Linked DNA regions of Homo sapiens: region 2 is linked to region 1. A link is a loop called in an ENCODE intact Hi-C map of the cell type or tissue named here. Cell type or tissue: CD14-positive monocyte. All regions are shown on one strand. Links, peaks and the distances in the headings refer to the core of each region. The heading gives the core; the rest is flanking DNA.

Region 1 (16,386 bases), core at 3,426-11,425:
TTTTAAATAGGCAACTAATAGTGTTGACTTCATCCAGCAATTTTACCTCCAGGAATGTATCCTATAGTGATATATGAGGACTAAGCTCTGATTTTTTTTTTTGCCCAAATTCCTATCTAAGGGGTCTGGGGAGTCATGCCCTACAAATCATCAATTCTCATCAGATGGGTTTTATTTAATCCTGTATATTGTGACTTACTTTCCAATCTGACTCTGGCATAACAAGGAAGAAAATCAAAATATTTTACTGCAAAACATGTTTCTCTGCCATATCTTGAAACAGCCCTGCAAAGTCTCTTGTGGGAAAAATCCACATTCTGTAGAGAATCCCCTTTCCCCCTTTGTTTTCCTTCCTTCCTTTCCAGATCCAGGAGATAATCAGCTAAGAGCCAGGCACCCTTCTAAGTTCAATAAGAAACATTTTACAACCTGCTCTCTCTGAAGTCAGCTATCTGAGAGCTTCCTCTGCACAATAAAACTTGGTCTCCACAATCCTTTATCTTAACCTGAACATTTTCTTTCCATTGATCCCCGGCCTTCAGATAAACTCAACCAACTGTCAACCAGAAAGTATTTAAATTTACCTATAGCGTGGAAGCCCCGGCTTTGCATTGTCCTGCCTTTCTGAACCAAACCAATGTATTTCTTAAATGTATTTGATTGATGACTCATGTCTCCCTAAAATGAATAAAACCAAGCTGGCCGGGCGCAGTGGCTGATGCCTGTAATCCCAGCACTTTGGGAGGCCAAAGTGGGCGGATCACGAGGTCAGGAGATCGAGACCATCCTGGCTAACACGGTGAAACCCCGTCTCTACTAAAACAAAAAATTAGCCAGGCGCAGTGGCAGGCACCTGTAGTCCCAGCTACTCGGGAGGCTTGAGGCAGAAGAATGGCGTGAACCTGGGAGGTGGAGCTTGCAGTGAGCAGAGATCACGCCACTGCACTCCAGCCTGGGTGACAGAGCGAGACTCCGTCTCAAAAAAAAAAAAAAAAAAAAAACCCAAGCTGTGCCCCGACCACCTTGGGCGCATATTCTCAGAATCTCCTGAGGGCTGTGTCATGGGCCATGGTCACTCATATTTGGCTCAGAATAAATCTCTTCAAATATTTAACAGAGTTTGACTCTTTTCATCAACATATCCACTGTGGCAGAAACCTGTTGGTGTCCCCACCTCAATCCCTGGGGATCCCTGCTACCATTTTGTGGTGCCCATTCCCCCAGGAGCTGTGGGTGCTGCTGGTAATGGTTTGTACCTACAACCCCAGGGGACTGGACTTGGATGATTAGAGCCACCTGGACATGAAGTTCATGGGAGTTATGTGCTGCTTTAACCAGTGACTGTCTATGGTAGGGTACAAATGTTCTGGTCCCTTGCCTAAGGGCAGACAGATTCTGCTTGCACTTTATGCTTCAGGGCTCCCGGTAGGAATAGGCTGAGTCTAGACTTCCCCTGAAACCATTCTTGCTTTCCTTCTTCCCCTCCCCTGGCCTGCTTCCCTCCCTCACCCTCCTAGATTTCTACCTAGACTACTTTCCTAATAAATCACTTGCCTACGAAGCTCCACCAGTCTCAGCTTCTAGGGAAATAGACTGAAGACACTCACGTATGCACAAAATGACATATACAAGATTATCCATTGTTTCATTCATAATAGAAGACTGTTAACAAGCAAATGTTCATCACTAGGCTCCTGGTTAAATAAAGTACAGCTGCCCCAGGAAGGAAACTAGGGGTTCAGGAATACGGTGAAAAGTAAACTTTCACTGAACTTTTAGTTCTTTCTGAATTTTTTTTTTTTTGAGACAGAGTCTCCCCCTTGCCCAGGATGGAGTGCAGTGGCACGATCTCGGCTCACCGCAACCTCCGCCTCCTAGGTTCAAGTGATTCTCCTGCCTCAGCTTCCCGAGTAGCTGGGATTACAGGTGTGCATCGCCACACCCGGCTAATTTTTGTATTTTTAGTATAGATGGAGTTTCACCATGTTGGCCAGGCTGGTCTCGAACTCCTGACTTCAGGTGATCCGCCTGCCTTGGCCTCCCACAGTGCTGAGATTACAGGTGTGAGCCACCGTGCCTGGCCTCTTTCTGAATTTTGAAGCATTTGGATGTATTGCTTTTTTTTTTTTTGAGACGGAGTCTCGCTCTGTCACCAAGCTGGAGTACAGTGGCGAGATCTCGGCTCACTGCAACTTCCACTTCCCGGGTTCAAACGATTCTCCTGCCTCAGCCTCCCGAGTAGCTGGGACTACAGGCGTGCACCACCACGCCCGGCTGATTTTTATATTTTTAGTAGAGATGGGGTTTCACCATGTTGGCCAGGCTGGTCTCGAACTCCTGACTTCAGATGATCTGCCTGCCTCGGCCTCCCAAAGTGCTGGGATTACAGGCATGGGCCACCATGCCTGGCCTGCTTATTTTTTAAAAAAATAAAATTAATGTTAAAATAATTAATTAAGGCTGGGCACAGTGGCTCACACCTGTAATCCTAGCACTTTAGGAGGCCGAAGCAGGTGGATCACTTATGCCCAGGAGTTCGAGAACCAGACTGGGCAACATGGTGAAACCTCATCTCTACAAAAAGTAAAAAAATTAACCGGGCATGGTCGTGCATGCCTGTGTTCCCAGCTACTTGGGAGGCTGAGGTGGGAGGATCACTTGAGCCTGGGAGGTCGAGGCTGCAGTGAGCTATGATTGTACCACTGCACTCCAGCCTGGGTGACAGTGAGATTCTGTTTCCAAAAAAAATTAATTAATCAAAAAATCCACTAAACAAGTAAATTGGATACTTAGGTGAAAATCTTAAGTGTAGGCCGGGTGCAGTGGCTCACGCCTGTAATCCCAGCACTTTGGGAGGCCGAGGCGGGTGGATCACAAGGTCAAGAGATCGAGACCATCCTGGCTAACATGGTGAAAACCCGTCTCTACTAAAAATATAAAAAATTAACCGGGCGCGGTGGCGGGCGCCTGTAGTCCCAGCTACTCCGGAGGCTGAGGCAGGAGAATAGTGTGAACCTGGGAGGCAGAGCTTGCAGTGAGCCGAGATCGTGCCACTGCACTCCAGCCTGGGCGACAGAGCGAGACTCAGTCTCAAAAAAAAAAAAAAAGAAAGAAAATCTTAAGTGTAAGTACCTAAACAATCTATTAAATGACCTGTGAAACCAAGGGCTCCTAATGCTATGACCAAAGACTGAAGCTCTCTATGAGATGCCAGCCACTCAATAGTGCACTTTTTCTGAGAAGATATAAGACAGCCACTCAGAATTATGATGTAATAATTGGTAATGTGGGGAAGTAAATAAATGTCTCAAAGTTTTGCTTTTGAAAAATGACTAGTAAATAGTAATAACAAAACTGTTATTTATGGAGGGATGAGTCTGTGGCCTATCTCTCTTCCCTTTTATGTCTACGTTTCTCACAGTCATCTACACTCCCTGTCACTTGTACTTATTCCCTTGACACTGCAATCTAGCTTCATCCACTCCCCCAAAATGACTCTTCCCAACGCTATCAATGACCCCTTTGTCTTTCCATCCAGTGGCTGTTTTTCAATCCTCGTATTCCTTAACTCTCAGCAGCATTCTGTGACATGATGCTCTCCTGGTGTTCTGCCTGCATCTCTGCTCATTTCTTTTTAGACTCCTTTGTCAGTTTATGCTCTTCTGCCAGTCTTTTTTTGAGACGGAGTTTCGCTCTTAGTCCAGGCTGGAGTGCAGTGGCGCGATCTCAGCTCACTGCAACCTCAGCCTCCCGGGGTCAAGCGATTCTCCTGCCTCAGCCTCTCCAGTAGCTGCGCCTGCCACCAGGCCCAGCTAATTCTTTTCTTCTTTTTTTTTTTTTTTTGAGACAGAGTCTCGCTCTATCCCCCAGGCTGGAGTGCGTACTCTATCCCCTAGGCTGGAGTACAGTGTCGCAATCTTGGCTCACTGCAACCTCCGCCACCCAGGTTCAAGTTATTCTCCTGCCTCAGCCTCCTGAGTAGCTGGGATTACAGGCGTGTGCCACCATGCCTGGCTAATTTTTTATTTTTTATTTTTGAAATGGAGTCTTCCTCTGTTGCCCGGGCTGGAGTGCAGTGGTGCGATCTCGGCCTACTGCAACCTCTGCCTCCTGGGTTCCAGTGATTCTCCTGCCTCAGCCTCTCGAGTAGCTGGGACTACAGGTGTGCGCCACTGCGCCAGGCTAATTTTTGTATTTTTAGTAGAGACAGGGTTTCACCATATTGGTCAGGCCAGTCTCAAACTTCTGACTTTAGGTGATCTGCCCACCTCAGCCTCCCAAAGTGCTGGGATTACAGGCGTGAGCCACCATGCCCGGCCAATTTTTGTATTTTTTAATTAGCAACGGGGTTTCACCACGTTGGCCAGGTTATTAACCACATCCATGGCTCTGATTACCACCTGTGGATAAATATGTCCCCAGTTCTCCTCTGAGCTCCTATTTTCCTTTTTTTTTAGAGGGTCTCACTCTGTCACCCAAGCTGGAGTGCAATGGTGCGATCATGGCTCATTGCAGCCTTGACTTCCAGTGCTCAAGCCATCCTCCCACCTCAGCCTCCCAAGTGTCTGGGACTACAGGCATGAGCCACCAAGCACCAGCTAATTTTTGTATTTTTTTGTAGAGAAGGGGTTTTGCCATGTTGCCCAGACTGGTCTCAAACTCCCGAGCTCAAGCGATCTACTGGCCTCGGCCTCCCAGACAGCTGGGATTACAGGCACAAGCCACCGTGCCCAGCCTCTGAGCTCCTATTTTCCTTTTATTATTATTATTATTATTATTATTATTATTATTATTATTATTATTATTTTGAGACGGAGTCTCACTCTGTCACCCAGGCTATAGTGCAGTGGCACGATCTCGGCTCCTGGGTTCAAGCCTCCTGGGTTCAAGTCATTCTCTAGCCTCAGCCTCCCAAGTAGCTGGGGCTACAGGCATGCACCACCATGCCCGGCTAGTTTTTCTATTTTTAGTAGCGATGGGGTTCACCATGTTAGCCAGACTAGTCTCAAACTCCTGACCTCATATGATCCACCCACCTCGGCCTCCCAAAGTGCTGGGATTACAGGCGTGAGCCACCGCGCCCGGCCTGAGCGCCTATATTCAACTGCACATTTAACATTTCCACTTGAATATCCCATTGAATGGCACCAACATTCATCCAATTTCTCCTTTCAGGAGCTTGGGGACCATCTTTCTCTTTTAGTATTCATATCTAACAAATCACCAAGTTCCATCAATTTTATCATTTAAGTATCTTTCTAATCTGTTCATTTCCTTCCATCTATACTGTCACCACCCTCATTTTAACTACCTTATAGTTTCTCACCTGATTAGTCCAAAAGCCTTTTAACTTCCTTTCTGCTTTCAATCTTGTTTTTTCTCTATTGCATTCCTCACACTGCACCCAGAATAATCTTTTTAAAATGTAATGTCACACTCCCTTCAGTAAAATCTTGCCTTTGATTTTCAGTGCATTTCAAATGAAGTCCAAAGTTCTCACCATGAACTCCAGTGCTGTGTGATCTGGCCTTTGCCTGCCTCTCCCATTTTGTTTCACAGCCCTCTCCCTTTGGCTCCCTCTAGGTTCCTTCCTCAGCAGTGGTTCTTTATTGTCTCAGGGCATCTGCTTTTGTTGTTTCACAGTTGTTAACATTCTTCTTTCTGCTTTCATGTATTTGGCCTTTTCTCAGTGTTCAAGTCTTGGATCAAATGTCACTTCCTCAGAAAGCCCTCTCCAGGCCGGGCACAGTGGCTCACACCTGTAATCCCAACAATTTAGAAGACCATGGTGGGAGGATCACTTGAGCCCAGGAGTTCAAGACCAGCCTGCGCAACATGGTGAAACTCCACCTTTACAAACAATTGTTTAAAATTAGCTGGATGTAGTAGCGTGCACCTGTAGTCTCAGCTACTCAGGAGGCTGAGGTGGGAGGATTGCCTGAGAGGTTGAGGCTGCAGTGAGCTAGGATTGCACCACTGCACTTCAGCCTGGGTGACAGAGCAAGACCCTGTTTCAAAGAACAAAATGCATCTTATTCTTGGTACTTGTAATTTGTAAACACATTCATTTACACATGCACATACGTCTATATAATTACATATTAAATATGTAATTATGTATTCACGTGTTTATTGTCCATCTCCAACACCCACCTCTATCCCAAATGTCAACTCCATAGAGGCAGGGACCTTATTAGTCTTGTTCACCAGTGTATTCCTTTTAGCTAGAATAATGCCTAGCACACAGCAAGAAAAGTAAGAAAAATGATGTGGGGAATCTTTTAACAAATGATTATTCATTCAGAGATTCCCCACATCATTTTTCTTTCTTTTTTGCCCTCTAGTTACATTGGCTTTGAATTCTTTTTTCTTTTTTTTTGAGACTTAGTCTGGCTCTGTCGCCCAGGCTGGAGTGCAGTAGCGCCATCTCGGCTCACTGCAATCTCCGCATCCCGGGTTCAAGCGATTCTCTTGCCTCAGCCTCCTGAGTAGCTGGGATTACAGGCGCCCGCCACCATGCCTGGCTATTTTTTTGTATTTTTGGTAGAGACGACGTTTCACCGTGTTAGCCAGGATGTCTTGATCTCCTGACCTTGTGATCCACCAGCCTCGGCCTCCCAAAGTGCTGGGATCACAGGTGTGAGCCACCGTGTCTGGCCTCAGCTGAACATTTTTTAAGAATTCAAAGCTGGCCAGGTGCGGTGGCTCACACCTGTAATCCCAGCACTTTGGAAGGCTGAGGCGGGTGGATCACAAGGTCAAGAGATTGAGACAATCCTGGCCAACACGGTGAAACCCCGTCTCTACTAAAAATATAAAAATTAGCTGGGCGTGGTGGCATGCGCCTGTAGTCCCAGCTACCTGGGAGGCGGAGGCAGGAGATCGCTTGAACCCAGGAGACAGAGGTTGCAGTGAGCCGAGATCTTGCCACTGCACTCCAACCTGGCAACAGAGCAAGACTCCGTCTCAGAAAAAAAAGTTCAGCTGGTGCTGTGGCTTATGTCTGTAATCCCAGCATTTTGGGAGGGTGAAGCAGGAGGCTCACTTGAGTCCAGGAGTTCAAGACAAGCCTGGGCAACATAGTGAGAGCTCCATCTCTACAAAAAAATACAAAAATAGCTGGACATGATGGAGAACGCCTGTGGTCCCAGCTACTCAGGAGGTTGAGGTAGGAGGATTGCTTGAGCCCAGGAGTTTAAGGCTCCAGCTGACCATGATTGCACCACTGCCCTCCAGCCTGGACAACAGAATGAGACCCTGTCTCAAAAAAAAAAAAGAAAGAAAAAGTTATGTAACTTTCTCCCTCATTTCCTTAGAATATGCTATTTGCTCTGCCTGATAAGCTCCCTGCCACCACATATTTAGTTAATGACTACCTGCTTTCTAGGTCTCAGTGTAAATGCTACTGCTTTAGCGTTGCTACTCCTGACATTCTAGACAAGGTGAGGTCACTGTTATATAATCCCCTAAAACCTATCTTTTCCCTTCAGAACACTTATGATTTGTAATTATTTTTATTTATTTTTGTTTGGCTGGGTTTTTTGTTTGTTTGTAATTATATTTTCTTGTTGGTCTGTTTGCTCTAGACCAGAGATCAGCAAACTCCAGCCCATGGGCCAAGTCCAGCCTACCACTTGTTTTATAAATAAAGTTTTTGGAATACAGTAAAATGCATTCATTTATGTATTGCCCATTTGGCTCCTAAAATATTTACCGTCTGCTTTTTTTTTTTTTTTTGAGATGGAATTTCGCTCTTTTTGCCCAGGCTGGAGTGCAGTGGTGCAGTCTCAGCTCACTGCAACCTCCGCCTCCTGGGTTCAAGTGATTCTCATGCCTCAGCCTCCTGAATAGCTGAGATTACAGATATGCACCACCACGCCCAGCTAATGTTTGTATTTTTAGTAGACATGGGGCTTTGCTATGTTGGCCAGGTTGGTCTTGAACTGCTGACCTCAGGTGATCTGCCGGCCTCAGCCTCCCAAAGTGCTGGGATTACAGGCGTGAGCCACGGTGCCCAGCCACCATCTGCTCTTTACAGAAAAAGTTTGCTCACCTCTACTCTAGACTAGAGTATAATCTCTATTAGGACAAAGATGATCTCTTCCTACACACTACTAAAATTTAAAGAATTTCCGTAAAAACTAGTGAAATAAAATAAATGGTAATCGCTCTGCTAAGTACTTTATATGTATTACCCACATCAATTTTATGAGAAAAATATTATTATCTACAATCTACACATGAGGAAACTGAGGCTCAGAGCCATCTGGTGAGTTGCCCTAAGGTCACACAGCTGATAAGTAGCAAACTGATGTTTGAATCTAAGTTTAAAACAATGTTTCTTCTTTAAATTTTTTTTTTTTTTTTGAGACAGAGTCTTGCTCTTGTCGCCCAGGATGGAGTGCAGGCGTGAGCCACCACACCCGGCCCTTCTTTAAATTTTTAAATGTAATTAATTGATACTACAACTAGTCAGTGAAAGTTTGATAAGGAGCATCTTATCATAACACAATTAATTACCACTAATTAATTACAAAAGAAAAATAGTAATGTGACAGTGAAAACAGTTAATCAAAGTTAATACCACCAATAATGGGGCAAGCTGACATCATTTTCTCCTGCTGTACTGCAATGAGATGGTCATAATAGCTCTTATATAGTTTTTTGCCAAAAATGCAAAATCTGAATCTAATCACAAGGAAATATCCAACAAAGCCAAATTGAGGGACATGTTACAAAATTCAAAACATCACATAATCCAAAAGACAAAATTTTAAACTGTCAACATCATGAAAGACAAAGAAAAACTAAGGAATTGTTACAGATTGAGACCAAAGAGACATGACAACTAAATGTACTGTGTGAACCTAGATTGGATCCCAGACCAGAGAATCTTCTTTTTCTATAAAGAACATTATTGGGACTATTGTGAATCGGTGTTACAAGTTGTGGGTAATTAAATATAGCTACAGGGAGCTGGGCAAGGTGGCTCACGTCTGTAATCCCAACACTTTGGGTGGCCGAGGTGGGCAGGTCACCTAAGGACAGGAGTTTGAGACCAGCCTGGTCAACATGGTGAAACCCCGTCTCTACTAAAAATACAAAAGTTAGCTAGGCATGGTGGCGGGCTAATCCCAGCTTGGGAGGCTGAGGTGGGAGAATCGCTTGAACCCAGGAGGTGGAGGTTGCAGTGAGCTGAGATCACGCCACTGCACTCCAGCCTGGGCAACAGAGTAAGACTCTGTCGCATAAGTAAATAAATAAAGCTACAGATTATTTGTATCCCCTCCTGAAAAGAGGTGAAGTCTATTTACCCACCTCTTGAATCTTGGGCTGGTCTTGTGACTTTGACCAATAAAATGGAGAAGTGATGACTTCTGAATTTCATTTTGAAAAGGTCTTCTGGCTTCTGCTCTTGCTCTTAGAATTCTGCCCTGAGACTATTGTATAAAGAAGCTCAGTATAGCGTATTAAAGATGAGGCCACGGCCTGAAGTATACAAGTTGATAGCACCAAGTGCTACGTATGTAAACAAAAGACCATCTTAGAGAGATGACAAGTCAAGTGGTTCCAGGGGAGATCAGCAGAAGCACCACTCAGCTGATTCCAGTCCAAATTTCAACCCACAGAAATATGAACAATAAACAGATGCCATTATAGGCTACTAATTTTAGAGGTGATTTGTTTTTTTTGTTTTTTTGTTTTGTTTTGTTTTGTTTTTGAGATGGTGTCACTCTGTCGCCCAGGCTGGAGTGCAGTGGCGCGATCTCGTCTCACTGCAACCTCCATCTCCTGGGTTCAAGCAATTCTCTGCCTCAGCCTCCTGGGTAGCTGAGATTACAGGCATCCGCCACCAGGCCCAGCTAATTTTTTTTTATATTTTTAGTAGAGACAGGGTTTCACCATGTTGGCCAGGCTGGTCTTGAACTCCTGACCCTGTGATCCACCTGCCACGGCCTCCCAAAGTGTTGGGATTACAGGCATGAGCCACTGCACCCGGCTAGAGGTGATTTGTTATACAACAAAGGCTAACTGAAACAGACATATCTTGAGATCATTTGGCTACTTGGGCAAGGGCTCAGAGGTGAAAATGTTAAGAGTTATCAACTTATAGTCTGGTCCCCAGTTCTCAGGCGTGAAAATTCAAAATTGTGAATGAATCCAGAATTGATGAGATTCCATGAATACCAGGATAACCAAAGAATTCATGATAACCAAACTCATAAGAAACTATGTAAGCCAGGATATCTACCAGAAAAATTTATAGTGAAAATTACATATATTTTTCATGTTCTCTTTTTGGTAACTGGTAAGTATCTTTTTTTTTTTTTTTTTTTTTTTTTTTTTTTTTTTTTTTTTTTTTTGAGACAGAGTCTCACTCCATCACCCAGGCTGGAGTGCAGTGGCGTGATCTTGGTGGTTCACTGCAACCTTCACCTCTTGGGCTCAAGCCATTCTCCTGCCTCAGCCTCCCGAATAGCTGGGATTACAGGTGCCCGCCACCACACCCAGCTAATTTTTGTATTTTTAGTAGAGGCGGGTTTTCACTATGTTGGCCAGGCTGGTCTCGAACTCCTGACCTCAAGTGATCCACCCACCTCAACCTCCCAAAGTGTTGGGATTACAAGTGTGAGCTGCTGTGCCTGTCCAGTAACTGGTAAGTATTGACAGAATCAGTTTACTTAAAGGAGAGTGAAACTGGAATAACAGGAGTTATATAGTTTTAAGAGATACTTTATCCAAACTGAAATAAACCATTCTTATCCCACAATAGTATATAACTATGGAACAACTAGAGTATTTGTGTCCACTATAGTAAATTTCTCTGGACTCTGAATAGTGAGAGCTAATCAGTGCAAAATCTTGCTCTCTGGCTGTCCTTTACTTATCTCTTCTGACCTTTGTTTTGATTGCAAACTTTCTTTGGACAGTATAAAAATCAGTATTTTAGGATTAGAACCCAATCAATATATTGAGTTCAGTTACATTCTAGTTCTTTCTGCCTGATATTACACTCCAATTGCCTTAATGGATCTTGAGTGCTTCCAGATATTCTTATTAAATATTTGTCATTTTTCTTTTGGCTTTGTTAATTGTGACTTATGCCATGCATAATTTTTTGCTTAGTAGTCAAATTTATCATTCTAAAACAATCTCTTCTGTGTTTTGCATTATACTTGGAAGGTCAAGGACCTTAGAGACATACTTCTGGCTATTGGATGTAGACTTTCTTTCTTTTTTTTTTTTTTTTTTTTTTGAGTCAGTGTTTTGCTCTGTCCTCAAGCCTCGAGCGCAGTGGTACAATCACAGCTCACTGCTGCCTCCACCTTCAGGGCTCAAGCAATCCTCCCACCTCAGTCTCCTGAGTAGCTGAGACTATGCCCAGCTAATTTTTTATTTTTTGTAGAGATGGGGTCTCACTATGTAACCCAGGCTTGTCTTAAACTCCTGGGCTCAAGGGATCCTTTTGCCTCAACCTCCCAAAGTGCTGGGATTACAGGTGTGAGCCACCACACCTGGCTGCAAATAGACTTTCAATAAAAAAAACTTTCATTCCAGGATCATCAGTGCAGGAGTAAGCTAGTTGACCTGGTAACAAAACACATGACCTCAATAATAAACAGGAACTCCTAAAGACAATAAGAGGTAAGATCTTAGGAAAAAAAAAAAAAGTTTTCCTCATTCTTGACCTGTGAAACAATTTCCTGGCTTATATTAGAAACAATCATTTTGCCAGTTCTTGTTTTGTTTCATTTTGGCAGGGTCTGGTGCTGGTGCTCTCTTCTATGTAATAAGGTGCCGGATACGTACCTACTTACAAGAAAGATTATTTGTGTCTTCAAAGCAGGTTTACTTTTGTTCATAAAGCAAAATAAAATAGCATACTAGTCATCTGCTACTTATTTTAATTTATGGTTGTTTGTGTTTACACAAGAAAGAGGGCCTTTTGTGAAAAGTAAATGATTTACATATCAGAGATAATTAAGATAACCCTATGCCTCTGATGAGCAACCTCACATTTTAACCATCTTGCTATAAATCTATATAGATCAACTGAAATTTATACACCTTAGTCACACCCAAATTTATTATCTTTAACTTCAAGATCGATTATCTCCTGTCACATCAAAGTAAAATTGTCTGTTACAGAAATATATATGTGAGCATGCAACTGCATAAAAATAAGGCAGCTTTTAGTGTATTTTGTGCATATTGCCATAAATTTGTACAGAGTGACATTCTAATGATATTTCTTTTATTTTCAGATTTATAAATATGTGATTACATATTGTGGAAAAATAATGCTATAGGCTCTGTATTTCAGTTATTATTATATCTTATTCATTCTTTACTGCATTTATGCCAGTAAAATTGATCTCACAGGCCTGCTTTTTGCTTATAATGCTAACTAATGAAAATCCAGAGCTTGGCTTATCAATGTGAGCCTTTGTAATTAACAGAAGTCTTGGAAATAAATAAAGGATATGCTCCTCTCCCCTATAGCACAGAGAGGAGGATGTCTTTCTGAGATATAACACATATTCAAAATATCTGATTTTGTAAAGTGTCAAATGGTCGATATTGACAAAAATATCAATCTTTTTTCTCTTTTGTGCAATATGGAGAGTGGTGTGAATCTTCGGTTTCTTATTGTAAGTCATTTTCTTTGAAAAAAGAGTTTTATAAAACTAAGACTTAGAAACTTACTTGCCCTGGCCTTGAAAATTACCTTTGGAAAAATGCTTGTGCTTTATGGGTCCTGAGAATATACTACTTTTGAGATTTGTCAGGACGCATTTGGCTGAGTAACAGGTTATTCTCATGGCTAAAAGCCTATTACAGCAAAGGATATTATACAGGATCAGCAGAAAAAAGTTATGCCTACAAGAAGACCCGAAAGATTAGGTGCAGACTTCTAGGTTCTCCCTCCATGCTGGTCACAGTAAGGTGCTTTTGGCACGACTACAAATTATACGAACATATATGAGATGTCTCTGCCCACGTAAGTCCACTTAGGTCTGAGGTCCCGGAGTTCTTACAGGAGTCTGGTTGCACAAGGCACATTCCTCCCACGTGACAATCTATGGTGCAGATCTTTACCCAGGAGGCAGGTGCTCATGGCACATCTTGATATTTGTGTTAGGCAGTGCTGGCAATTGAGCATGTCATGCCTCAGTGCCTCAGGAGCACAAAACAACTTCATTGGTGACTATGTTAACTCCAAGGACTTAGCCCCAAGTGGTTGGCTAAGGGTTGGTACCGTGACTCCAGGTACTCCTGGAAATAAGCTGAGTGAACTCCTTTCTCATAGATTATAATTCTGATTGGTAGCTTTACTTGATAATTTGTTGCCCTGATAGTAATGTTGTAATTGACATTTCTGCATGTGTAAATAGGATAAATTCTTGAAAGATTACTCTGCAAATCTGATCATTTGTTTCTCATCTCTTTTTTTTATATTTTATTTTATTTTATTTATTTATTTTTTTTTTGAGACAGATCTTGCTCTGTCACCCAGGATGGAGTGCAGTGGTTGTTCGCTGCAACCTCCACTTCCTGAGTTCAAGCGATTCTTGTGCCTCACCTTCCCAAGTAGCTGGGATTACAGGCACGGGCCACCATGCCCGGCTAATTTTTGTGTTTTTAGTAAAGATGAGAATTCACCATATTGGCCAGGGTGATCTCAGACTCCAGGCCTCAGGTGATCTGCCCAACTCTCCACCTCACAAAGTACTGGGATTACAGGTGTCAGCCACCACATCTGGACTGTTCCTCTTTTCTTTTGTGTATAATGGGGTTGGGTGGGGTGGTAGGGAGAAAAGTCTGACTTTGCTAGATTTCTTATTTTAACAAAGAATCTGTGAGTCTTTTCTAGGTAAAATTAACAACTAGCAAGGGGTTCTAGCAGAGTGTAATTTCAAAATACTCTATTATGCTTGTAAAATAAACTATTCACAATACATAGTGTGGTATAATAATAACAGATGTTTTTGTCAGCCTAAAAATAATGAGTTGAAGGTTCTAACGGTTGCCTTTATAGAAAATAACATCTTTGGCCGGGCGCGGTGGCTCACGCCTGTAATCCCAGCACTTTGGGAGGCCGAGGCAGGCGGATAGCCTAAAGTCAGGAGTTTGAGACCAGCCTGGCCAACATGGTGAAACCCTGTCTCTACTAAAAATACAAAAATTAGTTGGGCGTGGTGGCAGGTGCCTGTAATCCCAGCTACTGGGGAAGCTGAGGCAGGAGAATCGCTTGAACCCGGGAAGCGGAGGTTGCAGTGAGCCGAGATCACACCATTGCACTCTAGCCTGGGCAACAAGAGCAAAACTCCGTCTCAAAAAAAAAGCAAGTAACATCTTTGTCCAGGCGCGGTGGCTCACGCCTGTAACCCCAGCACTTTGGGAGGCCGAGGTGGGCAGATCATTTGAGGTCAGAAGTTTGAGACCAGCCTGACCAACATGGTGAAACCCTGTCTCTACTAAAAATACAAAAAAAATTAGCCTGGTGTGGTGGCACATGCCTGTAGTCCCAGCTACTTCGGATGCTGAGGCAGGAGAATCTCTTGAACCCGGGAGGTGGAGGTTGCAGTAAGTGGAGATCGTGCCACTGCATTCCAACCTGGGTGACACAGTGAGACTCTGTCTCAAATAAATAAATAAATAATAACATCTTCACTGAGATACAGGTATACTTCAGAGATAAGCCCATATATCAGGAATATCAGGTTTTGTGATATCAGGTTTTGTTCTAGACCACTGCCATAAAGTGAATATTGTGATAAAGCAAGTCACACAAATTTTTTGGTTTCCCAGTGCATGTAAAAGTTATGCTTACACTATACTGTAACCTACTAGGTATGCAATAACATTATGTCATAAATGTGCAACATAAATACACTAATTATAAAATACTTTATTGCTGAAAAAATGCTAACAATCATCTGAGCCTTAATTGAGTTGTCATCTTGTGTCATCAGCAAAAAGCTGGTGGAGAGTCTTGCCTCAACATGGATGACTTCTGACTGATCTGAGTGGTGGTTGCTGAAGGCTGGAGTGGATGTGGCAACTTCTTCAAATCAGACAACAAAAAAGTTTGCTGCATTGATGGACTCATTTTTAAAATATTTTATTTTATTTCAATAGTTCTTGGGGAACAGGTGGTTTTGCTTACATGGATACTTTCTTTAGTGGTGATTTCTGAGATTTTGGTGCAACTGTCACTTGAGCATTGTACACGGTGCCCGATCTATAGTCTTTTATCCCTCACTCCCCTCCCACCTTTTCCTGAGTCTCCAAAGTCCAAAGTCTATTGTATCATTCTTATGCTTTTGCATCCTCATAGCTTAGCTCCCATTTATAAGTGAGAACATACAATATTTCGTTTTCCATTCCTAAATTACTTCACTTAGAATAATGGCCTCCCGCTCCATCCAAGTTGCTGCAAATGCCATTATTTCGTTCCCTTTTATGGTTGAGTAGTATTCCATGGTGCATATATACCACATTTTCTTTATCCAGTCATTGATTGATGGGCACTTAGGTTGGTTCCATATCTTTGCGATTGTGAATTGTGCTGCTGTAACCATGCACATGCAGGTGTCTTTTTCATATAATGACTTCTTTTCCTTTGGGTAGATACCCAGTAGTGGGATTGCTAGATGGAATGGTAGTTCTATTTTTAGTTCTTTAAGTAATCTCTACACTGTTTTCTGTAGTGGTAAATGCGTTTGCATTTACTTTACACTCCCATCAGCAGTGTAGAAGTGTTCCCTTTTCACCACATCCATGCCAACATCTATTAGTTTTTGATTTTTTAATTATGGGCATTCTTGCAGGAGTAAGCTGGTATCTCATTGTGGTTTTAATTTGCATTTCCCTGATAATTAGTGATGTTGAGCATTTTTTCATATGTTTGTTGGCCATTTGTATATTTCTTTTGAGAATTGTCTGTTCATGTCTTTTTCCCTCTTTTGGATGGTGTTATTTGGTTTTTTCTTGCTGATTTATTTGAGTTACTTGTAGATTCTCAATACTAGTCCTTTGTTGGATGCATAGTTTGTGAATAATTTCTCCCACTCTGTGGGTTGTCTGTTTACTCTGTTAATTCTTTCTTTTGCTGTGCAGAGCTTTTTTGTTTAATTAGGTCCCATCTAATTATTTTTGTTTTTGTTGCATTTGCTTTTGGGTTCTTGGTCATGAACTCTTTGCCTAAACCAATGTCTACAAGAGTTTTTCTGATATTATCTTCTAGGGCATTTTTATGGTTTCGGGAGTTAGATTTAAGTCTGTGATCCATCTTAAGTTGATTTTTGTGTAAGATGAGAGATGAGGATCCAGTTTCATTCTTCTACATGTGGCTTGCCAATTATCCCAGCACCATTTGTT
Region 2 (16,386 bases), core at 3,889-11,888, 50 kb before region 1:
GCAACCTCTGCCTCCTGAGTTAAAGCGATTCTCCTGCCTCAGCCTCCCAAGTAGCTGGGATTACAGGCACCCACCACTGTACCCGGCTCATTTTTTGTATTTTTTGTAGAGATGGGGTTTCACCATGTTGGCCAGGCTGGTCTTGAACTCCTGACCTCAGGTGATTTCCCCGCCTTGGCCTCCCAAAGTGCTGGGATTACAGGCATGAACCACCGCACCTGGCCCGAAGTTAAACTATTGACAACTACATTCCTCCCAGAGTTAGCTTGGTCTGTGCCCAGGTATGACCAAGAACAGCTTGGAGGTAAGAAGCAGGATGGAGTCAATTACATCAGATTTCTTTTACTGTCATAATTTTGCAGGGGCAGCTTCATTACAAATGCAGAACTTAGTAATAAAAGTCATATTGTTGGCTGGGCGCAGTGGCTTATGCCTGTAATCCCAGCACTTTGGGAGGCCAAGGCGGCTGGATCACGAGGTCAGGAGTTCGAGACCATCCTGGCTAACATGGTGAAACCCCGTCTCTACTAAATGTACAAAAAATTAGCCGGGCGTGATGGCGGGTGCCTGTAGTCCCAGCTACTTGGGAGGCTGAGGCAGGAGAATGGTGTGAACCCGGGAGACGGAGCTTGCAGTGAGCCGAGATTGCACCACTGCACTCCAGCCTGGGCGACAGAGCGAGACTCCGTCTCAAAAAAAAAAAAAGTCATATTGTTAGATATGAATTCTAAACTTGTTTTCAAAGAATATGTCAGTATGTTCAATTATTTACCTTCTACTTTTAAACTTCCTCATAAAGCAACCTTTTTCAATTACCTGCTCCACCCTGACTCATTTTGATCACCTGCTCCAACCTGACTCATTTCAATCACCTGCTCCAACCTGACTCATTTCAATCACCTGCTCCACCCTGACGCGTTCTGATTACCTGCTCCACCCTGATTCATTCCCATTACCTGCTCCACCTTGACTCATTCCCATGACCTGCTCCACCCTGACTCATTCCCATTACCTGCTCTGTCATAACCATTTTTCCCGCCAAACCACTCACCCCATCACTCTCTTTAAATTGGCCAATCGGAATTAGTTTAGCCTGGGCGGTCTAACCCTAGCCAATAGGGGAATGACACAGCAGCAGGGGCCACCTGAATCAGGGATAAGAACCCCCTCCCCTTCCTTGTCCAAGTGTGTGCTCACCATTGCTCCATCTGTAAGGGCGCACCCTTCTATAGAAGTACCTTGCCTTGCTGAGAATTAAAAAGAAAATTTTATATTCGAGTGCTATTTCTTTTGCGGCACTGAAACTTTATATATAACAATATTAATAAACAAAGCAAGGCCGGGCGCAGTGACTCACGCCTGTAATCCCAGCACTTTGGGAGGCCGAGGTGGGTGGATCACGAGGTCAGGAGATCGAGACCATCCTGGCTAACATGGTGAAACGCCGTCTCTACTAAAAAAATACAAAAAAATTAGCCGGGCGTGGTGACGGGCGCCTGTAGTCCCAGCTACTCGGGAGCTGAGGCAGAAGAATGGCGTGAACCCGGGAGGCGGAGCTTGCAGTGAGCCGAGATCACGCCACTGCACTCCAGCCTGGGCGACAGAGCGAGACTCTATCTCAAAAAAAAAAAAAAAAAAAAAAGAAACAAAGCAAAAAATTTGACTGGGCATGGTGGCACACGCCTGTAATTCCAGCATTTGGGGAAGCCGAGGCGGGTAAATTGCTTGAGCCCAGGAGTTTGAGAGCAACCTGGGCAACATGGCGAAACCCTGTCTCTACAAAAAAATTAGCCTGGCGTGGTGGCAAGCGCAGGTAGAACCAGCTACTGGGAAGGCTAAGGTGGAAGAATCACGTGAGCCTGGGAAGTTGAGGCTGCAGTGAGCCATGATTGCACCACTACACTCCAGCTTAGGTGACAGAGCAAGACTCTGTCTCAAAAAAAAAAAAAAAAAAAGGAAGAAACAAAACAAAAAATGTAAAAATAAATACTTTAATAATATGCCATAATGACATGTATACTGATCCGGATTTGTATCTAGGGATTGTACTGTGGGAGTCCAAAAACCTGCTGCATGTGTAAAATAGTTATACTATTTAATAAGCAAAAGTCACTAGCAGCAAAATTATCCAAAAATCAGTGGAGTTCTAGGAATAAAGTATCTCTTGTGGTGCCAAAGCAAAAATGCAAGTCTAGACCTCAGCAAGGCAAGACTTTATCAAAGGAGGCTATGACAATAGGAAGACACTCAAAGCCTAAGCTAGAAACCTCTCAGGGAAGGGGTGTGTGAGCAGAAACTGTGGCAAAGGCAGCTGTGGAAAGAGAAAAGAGAAAAGGGTGTATTCAGTTTGCTAGGGGAAGTCTTGAACTTAATGAACTGTGTCAAAAAAGAAAAGGAAGGACAAGGCAGCACAGTTTAGTTGGTGGATAGGTATATGGAGTGGGGTTTGGGTCTGAGAGAGAGCAAACAAGTTACAATGCAGAAAGTTTGCATAAAGCTGAGGGCCTAGCTGTCCTTGTCAAAGCAGACTGAAGTTACATGAAGCACTAAGTTTAACCATCCCTGTTACTGGCTATCTGTGCACACTTAAATGATTTTGGCTTTTAAGCAGATATAAATTGCATATATTCCAAGTCATGTTGACACAAACGTATCTTAGAATCTGGCTCTACAAATATTCAAAGTAGGTCACATCCACAGGTGAACAAATCGTAAGGCAGCTGGAAAACTTCACTGTATTAGTTAATAAGAGAATAGGCCAGGTGCAGTGGCTCACTCCTATAATCCCAGCACTTTGGGAGGCCAAGGTGGGTAAATCACTTGAGGTCAGGAGCTCAAGATCAGCCTGGCCAACATGGTGAAATCTTGTCTCTACTAAAAAAGTAGGTGAGGACCGGGCACGGTGGCTTATGCCTGTAATCCCAGCACTTTGGGAGGCTGAGGTGGGTGGATCACGCAGTAAGGAGATGGAGACCATCCTGGCTAACATGCTGAAACCCCGCCTCTACTAAAAATACAAAAATTAGCCAGGCATGGTGGCACATGCCTCTAATCCCAGCTACTCAGGAGGCTGAGGCAGGAGAATCGCTTGAACGCGGGAGGCAGAGCTTGCAGTGAGCCGAGATCGTGCCACTGCACTCCAGCCTGGGCGACAGAGGAGACTCTGTCTCAAAAAAACAAACAAACAAACAAACAAAAAACAGCTGGACATGGTGGCAGGCACCTGTAATCCCCGTTACTCACAAGTCTGAGGCAGGAAAATCACTTGAACCCAGGAGACGGAGATTGCAGTGAGCCAAGATCGTGCCACTGCACTCCAGAGCGAGACTCCATCAAGAAAGAAAGAAGATGAAGGAAGGAAGGAAGGAAGGAAGGAAGGAAGGAAGGGAAAGAAAGAAAGAAGGAAAGCATCAAAATGAATGAAGTTAAAGATCAGCCAAACAAAGCTAAGAAAGCAAAGAAATTGAAAAAATAAAAATAGAAACTACTTAATTAGAAAAAAAGTAGAATTAAATATATAATCCAAGAGCTGGTTACTTGAAAAATAAAAAAGATAGGCTTTTAGCTAAGTTAACTAGGAAAAACAGCTAAAATATACTTGATGCAATAATTTGGAAATTCTAGATAAAATGGATTATTTTTAAAGAAAGTATGACTTGCCAAAACTGATCTTAAAAAAAAAAACAGAAAATCTAAATAAGCAAATAATTACCATAAAAGAAGTATAAAGAGCTATTCCACAAAAGGAGTACCAGGTCTAGATATTTTCATAGGTGGTTATATTCCACCTTTAAGGAAACAATTCCAAAGCTATGTGAGCTTTTCTAACACATAAAAAAAAGAAAGAAACCATCTAAAATACTTCTATGAAGCAAGAATAGTTTGACACTAACTCTAACAAGGTGTGTAGAAAAAAACCTGAGCACTAATCTCATTTATATGTATTGATGAAATAATACTAGGTACTAGGAAAAAGAATCCTGTAATACCTTACAAGAATGAAAGGACAAAAATGGGGATTATTTCAGAAATACAAGGATAATAAATTATTAGGAAATCTATTTTATAAAGAGACCCAAGGACAATCAACTCAACAGACTTTGAAAAATAATTTGATTAAAAGCTTTTGGGAGGCCAAGGTGGGCAGATCATGAGATCAGGAGATTGAGACCATCCTGGCTAACACAGTGAAACCCTGTCTCTACTGAAAATACAAAAAATTAGCCAGGCGTGGTGGCAGGCACCTGTAGTCCCAGCTACTCTGGAGGCTGAGGCAGGAGAATGACGTGAACCTGGAAGGTGGAGGTTGCAGTGAGCTGAGATCACACCACTGCACTCCAGCCTGAGCGACAGAGTGAGATTCCATCTCAAAAAAAAAAAACAAAAAAAAAACCTTTTAACATTTATTTATTTATTTATTTATTTATTTATTTAGACAGAGTCTCGCTTTTTCACCCAGGCTAGAGTGCAGTGGTGCGATCTCAGCTCAGCTCACTGCAACCTCAGCCTCTTGGGTTCAAGTGATTCTCCTGCCTCAGTGTCCCAAGTAGCTGGGATTATAGGCATGCATCACCATGCCTTGCTAATTTTTGTATTTTTAATGGAGATGGGGTTTCACCATGTTGGCCAGGCTGGTCTCGAACTCCTGACCTCAAGTGATCCATCTGCCTCGGCCTCCCAAAATGCTGGGATTATAGATGTGAACCACAGTGCCTGGCCCATCTACTTTTCAATCAAAAATGATCATAAAAGAATAAGAATATAAGTTGACAGCAAGAATGAGGAAATAAAAAATTTTTTTAATTAAATTTGAAAAATAAAAAAAAAGAATAGAAGACATTTCCTTAATATGAATCTATTTTAACCTCAAGACAGCTTATGTTCAAAGGAAAATATTAGAAGTACTCCCATTAACAAAAGATTTTAAATAATGATGACTACTATTATCAGTAATATTTTTCTATCTAATGTGTTTATCTTTATATTTGGGGGAAAATTAGAAGTTAAAAGTTATTGGAAACAAGACAACAATGCCTGCTGTCATCACTTGCATTCAAAATTGAACTGGAAGTTCTAGCCAAGGCAATTAGGCAAGAAAATAAAATAAAAGGCATCTAGGTTGGAAAAGAGGAGGGACAACTATCTTTTTTTGCAGATGAGATAAAAATCCCTAAACAATTCACAAAAAATCCATTAGGGCTAATAAACAAGCTCAGAATGGTGCAACAATGCAAGATCAATATACAAAAATCAGTTGTATTTCTATAAAGTAACAATGAACAATCCAAAAATAAAATTAAGAAAATAATTCCATTTATAATACCATCAAATATAATAAAATACTTTGCAACAAATTTAACAAAAGAAGTGGATGACTCAGCCAGGCAAGGTGGCTCACACCTGTAATCCCAGCACTTTGGGAGGCCGAGGCAGGCAGATCATGAGGTCAGGAGTTCGAGACCAGCCTGGCCAACATAGTGAAACCTCATCTCTACTAAAAATACAAAAAAATTAGCTGGGTGTGGTGGCGGGCACCTGTAATCCCAGCTACTCGGGAGGCTGAGGCAGGAGAATTGCTTGAACCCGGGAGGTGGAGGTTGCAGTGAGCTGAGATCGTGCCATTGCCCTCCAGCCCAGGCAACAGTGTGAGACTCCGTCTCAAAAAAAAAAAAAAAAAGAAACAAACAAACAAAAGAAATGGATGACTCATACTGAAAAAGAGATCATTGAAAGAGATGACTCAGGAGGCTGAGGCAGGAGGATCAGGAGTTTGAGTTTGTAGTTAGCTATGATCGCGCCACTGTACTCCAGCCTGGGTGACAGAGCAAGATCCTACTGAAAACCAAAAAGAGAAGCAAGAAAAAGAGAAAAAGAAAGAAGACTAGTTGAAACAACATCTGTTTTCATGGATTGGAATATCTAATATTGTTAAGATATCAGTACTTCTTAAATTAATCTGCAGACTCAACACAATCCCTGTCAAAATTCCAACAGCATTTTTAATTTTTTCAGAAATGTAAAAGCTGATCCTCAAATACATATAGAACTGCAAGGGGCCCTGAATAACCAAAACAATCTTGAAAAAGTTAAAAATTGAAAGACTCACACCTCCCCATTTCAAAACTTTGCTTAAAGCTATAATATCAAGACTGTAGTATGGGCATAAGAATAGACATGTAGTTGAGGACAATGAATTGAGAGTCCAGAAATAAACCCAGACTCTTGCATCAATTGATTTTCAACAAGGCTGCCAAGACAGTTCAATGGAGGAAAGAATAATCTTTCAACAAATGGTTCTGAACAACTAGATATCTACATACAAAATAATGAATTTGGCACCTGAGTACCATACACTATATACAAAAATTAACTCAAAATGGATCAGGACCTAAACATAAGAGCTAAAATTATAAACTCTTAGAAGAAAACATAGATGTAAATCCCTGTGACCTTGGATTAGGTAATGTTTTTTTAGTTATGGCACCAAAAACACAAACTATAAAAGAAAAAAATAGAAAAATTGATCTACTCCAAAATTAAACACTTTAGTGCTACAAAGGACATTATCCAGAAACTGAAAAGACAACCTATAGAAAAGGATAAAATATTTGCAAGTCATTCTAGTAAAGAACTTGAATTGGCCGGGCATGGTGGCTCACGCCTGTAATCCCAGCACTTTGGGAGGCCGAGGCAGGTGGATCACAAGGTCAGGAGATAGAGACAAGCCTGGCTAACACCGTGAAACCCCGTCTCTATTATGAATACAAAAAATTAGCCGGGCGTGGTGGCGCATGCCTGTAGTCCCAGCTACTCGGGAGGCTGAGGCAGGAGAATGGCGTGAACCCGGGAGGCGGAGCTTGCAGTGAGCCAAGATCGTGCCACTGCACTCCAGCCTGGGGGACAGAGTAAGACTCCGTCTCAAAAAAAAAGAACTTGTATCTAGAATATATAAAAAACTCTAACAATTCAGCAATAAAAGACAACCCAACTAAAAAATTGACAAAGGATTTTTTTTTTTTTTTTGAGATGAAGTCTTGCTCTGTCCCCCAAGCTGGAGTACAGTGGCGCAATCTCCACTCACTGCAACCTCCGTCTCCTAGGTTCAAGTGATTCTCCTGCCTCAGCCTCCAGAGTAGCTGGAATTACAGGCGCCCGCCACCACGCCCAGCTAATTTATTTTTTATTTTTTATTTTTAGTAGAGACGGGGTTTCCCCACATTGGCCAGGCTGGTCTTGAACTCCTGACCTCAAGTGATCTGCCTGCCTCGGCCTCCTAAAGTGCAAGGATTACAGGCATGAGCCATCCACAGGCCAAGACAAAGGATTTGAATAGGCATTTCTTCAAAGAAGACAACAAATGACCAATAAGCATATGAAAAGATGCTCAATGCTGCTAATCATTAGGGAATTACAAATCAAAACTAGGAGATACTAAGTCATACCCACTATGATGGCTACTCTAATTTTTTTAACTTTTAATTTTTTTTTTTTGAGATGGAGTCTCACTCTGTAGCCCAGGCTGGAGTGCAGTGGTGTGATCCCATCTCAGCTCACTGCAACCTCCGCCTCCCGGGTTCAAGCAATTCTCATGCCTCAGCCTCCTGAATAGCTGGAACTACAGGCATGTGCCACGATGCCCAGCTATTTTTTAAATTTTTAGTAGAGACAGGATTTCACCATGTTGGCCGATCTGGTCTCAAACTCCCAACCTCAAGCGATCTACCCGCCTTAGCCTCCCAAAGTGCTGAGATTACAAGTGTGAGCCACTGGGCCCAGCCGTATAATAATTTTTTAAAACAATTACAGGTGTTGATGAGGTTGTGGAGAAATAGGAACCCATGGAAATTGCTGGTAGAAATATGAAATGGTAGTAAAAAAACAGTTTGGGAGTTCCTTTAAAAGGTAAACCTAGAGGCCGGGTGTGGTGGCTCACGCCTGTAATCCCAGCACTTCGGGAGGCTGAGGCAGGTGGATCATGAGGCCACACGGTGAAACCCCATCTCTACTAAAAATACAGAAACCAAATTAGCTGGGCGTGGTGGCAGGCACCTGTAGTCCCAGCTACTTGGAAGGCTGAGGCGGGAGAATGGCGAGAAACCAGGAGGTGGAGCTTGCAGTGAGCCGAGATCGCGCCACTGCATTCCAGCCTGGGCAACAGAGGGAGACTCCGTCTCAAAAACAAACAAAAAAAAAACTTAAACCTAGAATTACTAATATGATGAGCAATTTCACTCCTTGGTACGTACCTTAGGGAATTGAAAACATATGTTCATATAAGATAGCAAAAAAAGGAAACAACTGAAATGTTAATCAACTGATGAATGGATAAACAAAATGTGGTATATCCATAAAATCGAGTATTATTTAGTCATAAAAAGGAATGAAGTATGAAAGATGCTAAAACATAGATGAACCTCAAAAACATTGTACTCACTGAAAGAAGCTATATACAAAAAGCTTCCCTTTTTATAGGAAATGTCCAAAATAGGTAAATCCACAGAGACAAACTATAGACTAGTGGCTGCCAGAGCTTAGGGGGAAGGAAGGATGAGGAGTGACTAATAATGGCTACGGAGTTTCACTTTGGGATGATAAAAATGTTTTGAAACTAGTGGTGATGGTTGTACAACCTTGTGACTACACTAAAAATCACTGACCTACACACTTTAAAATGGTGAAATTTATTTGTGCTTGAATTATATCTCAAAAATATGGTTAAGTTTTAAGTTTATTATAACAGAATTAAACTTTTAGAAAAGGGAAAAAATGGTTTTACAGGGAAAGGATGTGGTAATTTTATAAATTATTTCTAGATGATAGGATTATATACATGGAAAAACCTGAGAGAAAAACACAAAATTTTATAGATCATAAGAGAATTCAGGTGGACTAGCATGACATTAACAGTCAAAATCAATCATTTTCATATATACAAACAATAAGCAGTTCAAAAACATCTATTTACAATAGCAACAGAAAAATAATTTCTGGGAATAATCTAACAATAAATGTGCAAAATCTAAACGAAGAAAACTTTAAACTCGCTACTAAAGGAAATAAAAGATGGTTTGCAGCCAGGCGTGGTGGCTCACACCTGTAATCTCAACACTTTGGGAGGCCAACGTGGGTGGATCACTTGAGCTCAGAAGTTTGGGACCAGCCTGGCCAACATGGTGAAACCCTGTCTCTACAAAAAATACAAAAATTAGCCGGGCGTTACTGGCTTGAGCCTTTAGTCCCAGCTACTCATGAGGCTGAGGTGGAAGGATGGCTTCAGACCAGAAAGCAGATGTTGCAGTAAGCCAAGCCTGTGCCACTGCACTCCAGTCTGGGCAACAGAGCCAGACTGTCTCAAAAAAAGAGAAGGTTTGAACAAATAAAAAGGCATAACTTGATAATATAGGATGCTTCAACATGATAAAACTTCAATTCTTTCTAAATTAATTTATAATAACTCCTCTCCCAAATTCTAAGGATTTTTTTAAAAAAAAGACAGGCTGATTTGAAAGTTCAAACAGAAAAAAATAAAAATTCAACGTACGTTTGATGAAGAAGGGAAATGATAGAAAACTAGTCAAAACGAAGAGGAAAGCCTAAATTGACATTTGTACAAAGCTATTTATTAAAATCTTCTTTGTAATTAAGAAAACAGTCTTTGTATCCATTCAAGAATTCTCTGCAGCTATGAAAAAGAATGAAGCTGTTCTTTGTCTACTGATATGGAAAGTGTCCTAGGCCAGGTATGGTGGTTCATGCCTGTAATCCCAGCACTTTGGGAGGCTAAGGCAGGCAGAATACTGGAGGTCAGAAATTCAAGACCAGCCTGGCCAACATGGTAAAACCCCACCTCTACTAAAAATTAAAAGAAAGAGGAGGGGAGGGAGAGAAAGAGGCTGGGTGCGGTGGGTGGCTTACACCTGTAATCCCAGCACTTCAGGAGGCCAAGGCGGGCAGATCACTTGAGGTCAGGAATTTGAGACCAGCCTGGCCAACATAGTGAAACCCCATCTCTACTAAAAATCCAAAAAAAAAAAAAAATTAGCCAGGCATGGTGGTGTGTGCCTGTAATCCCAGCTACTTGGGAGGCGGAGGCTGGAGAATCACTTGAACCCAGGAGGCAGAGATTGCAGTGAGCCGAGATCACACCATTGCACTCCAGGCTGAGCAACAGCAAGACTCCATCTCAACAAAAAAAAAAAAGAGAGAGAGAGAGAGAGTCCTAGACAAGAGAGAGAAAGAGAGAAAATGAAAGAAAGAGAGAGAGAAGGAAGGAAGGAAGGAAGGAAGAAAGGAAGGAAGGAAGGAAGGAGGGAGGGAGGGAGGGAGAGAGGGAGAGGGAAGGAAGGAAGGAAGGAAGGGAGGGAGGGAGGGAGGGAGAGAGAAGGAAGGAAGGAGAGAAGGAAGGAAGGAAAAAAAAGAAAGAGTCCTAGATGAGAGAGAGAGAGAGTCCTAGATGAGAGACAGTGAAAGCAAGAAAGAAAGAAAGGAAGAGAGAAAGAAAGAGTCCTAGATGAGAGAGAGAGAGAGAAAGAGAGAAGGGAAGGGAGGGAGGGAGGGAGGAGAGTCCTAGACCAGGGGTCCCCAATCCTACTGGTCTGTGGCTTGTCAGGAAGTGGACCCCACAGCAGGTGGTGAGCAGTGAGCAAGCAAGCAGAGCTTCATCTGTATTTACAGCTGCTCCCCATCACTCACATTACCACCTGAGCTCCACCTTCTGTCAGATCAGCGGTGGCACTAGATTATCATAGGAGCATGAACCCTATCATGACCAGAGCATTCAGGAATCTAGGTTGAGTGTCCTTATGAGAATCTAATGCCCGATGATCTGTTACTGTCTCCCATCACCCCCATATGGGACCATCTTATTGCAGGAAAACAAGCTCAGGGCTCCCACTGATTCCACATTATGGCAAGTTGTATAATTGTTTCATTATATATTACAATATAATAATGATAGAAATAAAGTGCACAATAAATGTAATGCGCTTGAATCATCCTGAAACCATCCCTCCCCACCCTGATTCATGGAAAATTGTCTTCCACAAAACCAGTCCCTAGTGTCAAAAAAGTAGGAGACCATTGTCCTAGATATACTGTTTCATGGAACAAGTAAGGTGCAGAAAAGTGTATAGCTTATGTTGCTTGTGTAAAAAAGAGCAAAATGGGCCGGGTGTGGTGGCTCATGCCTGTAATCCTAGCACTTTGGCAGGCCAAGACGGGCAGATCACGAGGTCAGGAGATCAAGACCATCCTGGCTGACACGGTGAAACCCCATCTCTACTAAAAATACAAAAAATTAGCCAGGCATGGTGGCATGCACCTGTGGTCCCAGCTACTCGGGAGGCTGAGGCAGGAGAATGGCGTGAACCCAGGAGGTGGAGGTTGCAGTGAGCTGAGATCGTGCCACTGCACTCCAGCCTGGGTGACAAAGCAAGACTCCGTCTCAAAAAAAAAAAAAAAAAGGCGGGGGGCAAAATGTGTGTGTATTTGTGTATGTGTGTGTGTTTTCTTGTATACTGTAAAATATCTCTGTAAGGGGATACACATGCTGATCAATACTGGCTTAGGGGATGTGGTTAGGGGGAGACCTTATACTGTTTATCTTTAACCTTTTTCAATTTTGAGTCTTATGAAAGTCACATCTAATTTAAAAGTAAATAATGGACCGGGTACAGTGGCTCACACTTGTAATCCCACACTTTGGGAGGCCAAGAGGGGAGGATTGCTCTAGCCCAGGAGTTCAAGACAACCCTGGACAACATGGTAAGATCCTATCTCTACAAAAAATTTTAAAATTAGCAGGGCATGGTGGCACACTCCTGAGGTTCCAGGTATTCAGGAGGCTGAGGTGAGAGGATAGAGTGAACTTGGGAGGTCAAGGCTGCAGTGAACCATGATCTCACCACTGTACTCCAGCCTGGGCAAGAGTGAGACCCTGTCTCAAAAAAATAAAAATAAATGATACACTGAAAATATAGCAGAATTTCTGTAAAAAAAATTTTTTTTGAGATGGAGTCTCACTCTGTTGGAGTGCAGTGGTGTGATCTTAGCTCACTGCAAGCTCCACCTCCCAGGTTCACACCATTCTCCTGCCTCAGCCTCCCGAGTAGCTGGGACTACAGGTACCCACCACCACGCTCAGCTAATTTTTTGTATTTTTAGTAGAGATGGGGTTTCACTGTGTTAGCCAGGATGGTCTTGGTCTCCTGACCTCGTGATCCACCCACCTCGGCCTCCCAAAGTGCTGGGATTACAGGCATGAGCCACCGCACCCAGCCAAAAATAATTCTTAATCTTAATTTCACATTGATAAAATGTATTTGAACAAAATTATTATACTTCTTTATTTTTTTCCTCTGAAATGGCCAAACTCTCTTGACTACTTGATAGACCACCAGCTGACTATTCTTTGAGCAAGGCTGTCCCAGAACTTTAAACATTCAGATGCCAGAGAGGCTACTACAGTTGGATCCAGTATCTGAACCCACATCTCTTTAGGACCACAAATTGTATTCTTATACCAGAGATTAAGTGGGATCTTATTAGAGAAATTCCTAATTCTTAATTCAATTAGTCAGTATTTGCTGGAAACCTATTATTTAATATTATCTGTTATACAGAGATTAGTGTATCCTGGCTGCTGTTCTCAAGAAGCTCACAAGCATGCTGAAGTTACTAAACTATATCCAATTACATAAAATAGGTTCTAAAGGCCCCAGCAACTATGGCAGTTGGTTAAAATAGATTTATTATAACACCCCGTGCCTAAGTATACATCTGAAAGGATACACACAACTTTTTATTTTTATTTTATTTTTTTGAGACAGGGTCTCACTCTGTCGACCAGGCTGGGGTGCAGTGGTGCAATGTCAGCTCCCTGCAGCCTCCACCTTCTGGGTTTAAGCAATTCTCCTGCCTCAGCCTCCTCAGTAGCTGGGACTACAGGTGTGTGCCACCACGCCTGGCTAGAATTATTAATAGCAATTACATCTGTTGGATGGGATTGCTAGAAAGGAGACAAGGGGAAGACTTTTACTTTTTTAAATATTTCAAATATGAAGATGGTGGGATCATGAAGGATTTTATTCATTTTTAGCATTTTTGTTTTTCAAATAAAAACATAGGAAAAAATCAAGAGTTTCAAACCAATACATAAAGTTATTTCTTCACATAATTAAAACAAATTATCATATACCACTTTCCTACCTCCCTTCATTGAATAGTACAAAACTTGGTACTCTGCTTTTATCTACTAGATATTCTGTATTTGCCTTGACCCTTGTTAAATGAAGTCTCCCTTTGTTTAGGAAAAATATACAGTATATCAAAGGATGAGATCACCAACCCAAAGCTATGCTGATTAGTCTTGTTGAACAAAGAAAATACAGGCTTTGGCTGGGTATGGTGGCTCATGCCTGTAATCCCAGCACTTTGGGAGGCTGAGGCAGGTGGATCATGAGGTCAGGAGATCGATACCATCCTGGCTAACACGGTGAAACCCCATCTCTACTAAAAATACAAAAAAATTAACTGAGTCTGGTGGCGGGCACCTGTAGTCCCAGCTACTCAGGAGGCTGAGGCAGGAGAATGGCGTGAACCCAGGAGGTAGAGCTTGCAGTGAGCCGAGATTGCACCACTGCACTCCAGCCTGGGCAACAGAGCGAGACTCCGTCTCAAAAAACATATAGGCTTTATGGGAAGGGTTTGTTATGGGGTGTATTGGTTACTGAGGCAGGAGTAGTTTGGAAAATCAGTCATAAAAGCATGGGTTACAGAAGTTCATTTTCTGTTACCTAGATGTGTTTGCTGAAGGAGCTATCACTGATCAATTACAACAGGTTTAAAACAAGCATTGGTGTTTAGTTGGTACCATGCTATAAAAATTTCAGTCTCGGCTGGGCACAGTGGCTCACACCTGTAATCCCAGTACTTTGGGAGGCTGTGGCGGGTGGATCACCTGAGGTCACGAGTTCAAAACCAGCCTGGCCAACATGGTGAAACCCCGTCTCTACCAAAAAATACTAAAATTACCTGGGCATGGTGGTACATGCCTGTAGTCCCAGCAACTCGGGAGGCTGAAGCAGGAGAATCGCTTGAACCCAGGAGGCGGAGGTTGCAGTGAGCCCAGATCACGCCACTGTACTCCAGCCTAGGTGACAGAGTGAGACTCTGTTTAAAAAAAAAAAAAATCAGTCTTTTTCTAGGTTTGTGGGGATTTTTTTTAAATTCTAAAAACGAAGGCCGGTCGCGGTGGCTCACGCCTATAATCCCAGCACTTTGGGAGGCCAAGGTGGGCGGATCATGAGGTCAGGAGATCGAGACCATCCTGGCTAACACAGTGAAACCCCATCTCTACTAAAAACACAAAAAAATTAGCCAGGTGTGGTGGTAGGCGCCTGTAGTCCCAGCTACTTGGGAGGCTGAGGCAGGAGAATGGCGTGAACCCGGGAGGTGGAGCTTGCAGTGAGCTGAGATAGCACCACTGCACTCCAGCCTGGGCAACAGAGTGAGACTCCATCTCAAAAAAAAAAAAAAAAAAAAAAAGTTCCATCTTTTTTTGCTTGGTCTTGATTTTAAAAACTAGAGGAATCTTGCACTGAAAATTTTAATTTCTTTTGACCTATCATAATTTTATATTAAAAGGTCATAATATAGTGTATTAATTTTCTCTTCCGCTGTAACAAATTACCACAAATTTAGTCACTTAACACAATACAAATTTATCATCTTATGATTCAGTATATTAGAAATCTGACACAGGTCTCACTAGACTAAAAACCAAGATACTGGAAGAGCTGAATTCCTTCTTGAGGCTCTAGGGAAGAATCTGTTTCCTTTCTTTTTCCAGCTTCTAGAGGTTACCCACATTCCTTGGCTCACAGCCCCTTTTCTCCTTCTTCAAAGCGAGCAACAAACGTTTCTCTGACCCTACTTCTGTTGTCATATCTCTTTCTCTGACAACCCCTTCGTCCTCCCTCTTTCAGTTGTAAGGACCTTTACAATTACCTTGAGCCTGCCTGGAGGATCAAGGATACTCTTCCTACCTTGAGGGCCTTAATTTAGTCACACCTGCAAAATCCCTCTTGCCATGTAAGTTAACATATTTGCAGGTCACAAGGATTAGGACACGAACATGTTTAGGGGACCTTTATTCTTCCTACCACACGTGGAAATTGAATTTATAAATATATCCGTTAGAATTGCACTTGACCGCTTAAACAAGTAAGGGATCTCTCTGTCTCCTATAGCAGGAAATCTGGGAACGGGAAGCTCAAGGCTGATTGTGATGGCCTCAACAATGCCAGCAAGGAAACTGACCCCTAGTGTCCTGATCACTACCATGCTTAGCAATGACTGCTGAGCCTCAGGCATCCTCACCGGTTCCAGGCAGGAAAAAAGAAATGGAAGAGGCAGTACCAGCAAAATTCAGCTTACATTTTGTTAGCCAGAATTGAGTCATGGGACCACCCCTAGCTACAAGGAAATCTGAGAAGGGAAGTTTTTAGCTTTCCTCCTTCTCTAAAGAAGGAAGGAAAATTGAAATAAGAGTTGGAATGAGTGACAGGTGAGCTAACCTACAGAATTGACTACAAGTAAGTGATTGAACAAACAACTTTAATAATCCAATTATTGAAGGGCAGGACTCAGGTGTAGGAATTTAGTGGACTATTTGCTATACATGTTACTCAATATCTGTTAGTCCTAAGATCAAAATTGATTTTTAAAAAAAAGACTCACAAGTCACAGTTTACTTAGCCTTAAAAGGTACACGGTAAACAATGCACACAGCTAAACAGCAGAGACCTTCTGATGTCTGGCAATGCTGGGTGCAGCTTCCATGCCCCTCCACCACACAGCATGCTCAGCTGCAAGAGGTGAGGCTGAAGCGTGTGCAGAAGACTTGACCTCTGGGCAGCCACCCTTTCCATTCTCTACCTATGTGTAGTCCATGCTTGCTGCATAGCCTCTGGGAGAAAGTGCTAAATCACATGCCTAACAGGGCAGCTGCAACTCATCAATCAGGGGTTTCACAATGAATGCTTCTGTAAGCCAGGGGCAATCTGACCTGCTAACATTCCAAGTTTATCTTGTATCAATACATTCTGGGGAGCAGAGTGGCAAGAAGGTAAATCTAAGGTCATATCCCCAGGGTCCCTGGGTCTGGGGCAAAAGTTTAGACCAGCCAAAAATTCCTTCCTTGGTGGGCTAATATATTTATCTTTCTTTCTTCCTCTTGAATTCAGAGTATCTTTCTTCCTCTTGAATTCAGAGTATCTTTCTTCCTCTTGAATTCAGAATCAATTGAGAGAAATACAGGAGTCAGGATAAGTGAGCATCAAAATATCACCTTAATAAAGTCAACTGGAAGATGTGGCCAAGTGGGCA

The links. A loop is a pair of places that touch in the nucleus more often than their neighbours do. Peaks named below come from ENCODE experiments on the same cell type or tissue, not always from the same donor. Only the 100,000 strongest peaks of a DNase experiment are listed, where the experiment ranks them.
Region 2: a loop joins it to region 1, with 2.0 times the contacts of the local background. A loop is called at or near these places in 5 of 110 quality-filtered maps.

What each region holds. Positions count from the first base shown.
Region 1 is chr12:31,807,940-31,824,325 of GRCh38, forward strand. No RefSeq gene overlaps it. Among named protein-coding and RNA genes, the nearest start is that of H3-5, 24 kb to the left of the region's middle. In CD14-positive monocyte, for the core only: no CTCF peak of the experiment used is centred there; no DNase peak of the experiment used is centred there; H3K27ac peaks cover 339 bases.
Region 2 is chr12:31,757,554-31,773,939 of GRCh38, forward strand. No RefSeq gene overlaps it. Among named protein-coding and RNA genes, the nearest start is that of H3-5, 27 kb to the right of the region's middle. RefSeq lists a silencer at 9,164-9,377. In CD14-positive monocyte, for the core only: no CTCF peak of the experiment used is centred there; DNase peaks (open chromatin) are centred at 5,768 and 8,558; H3K27ac peaks cover 1,239 bases.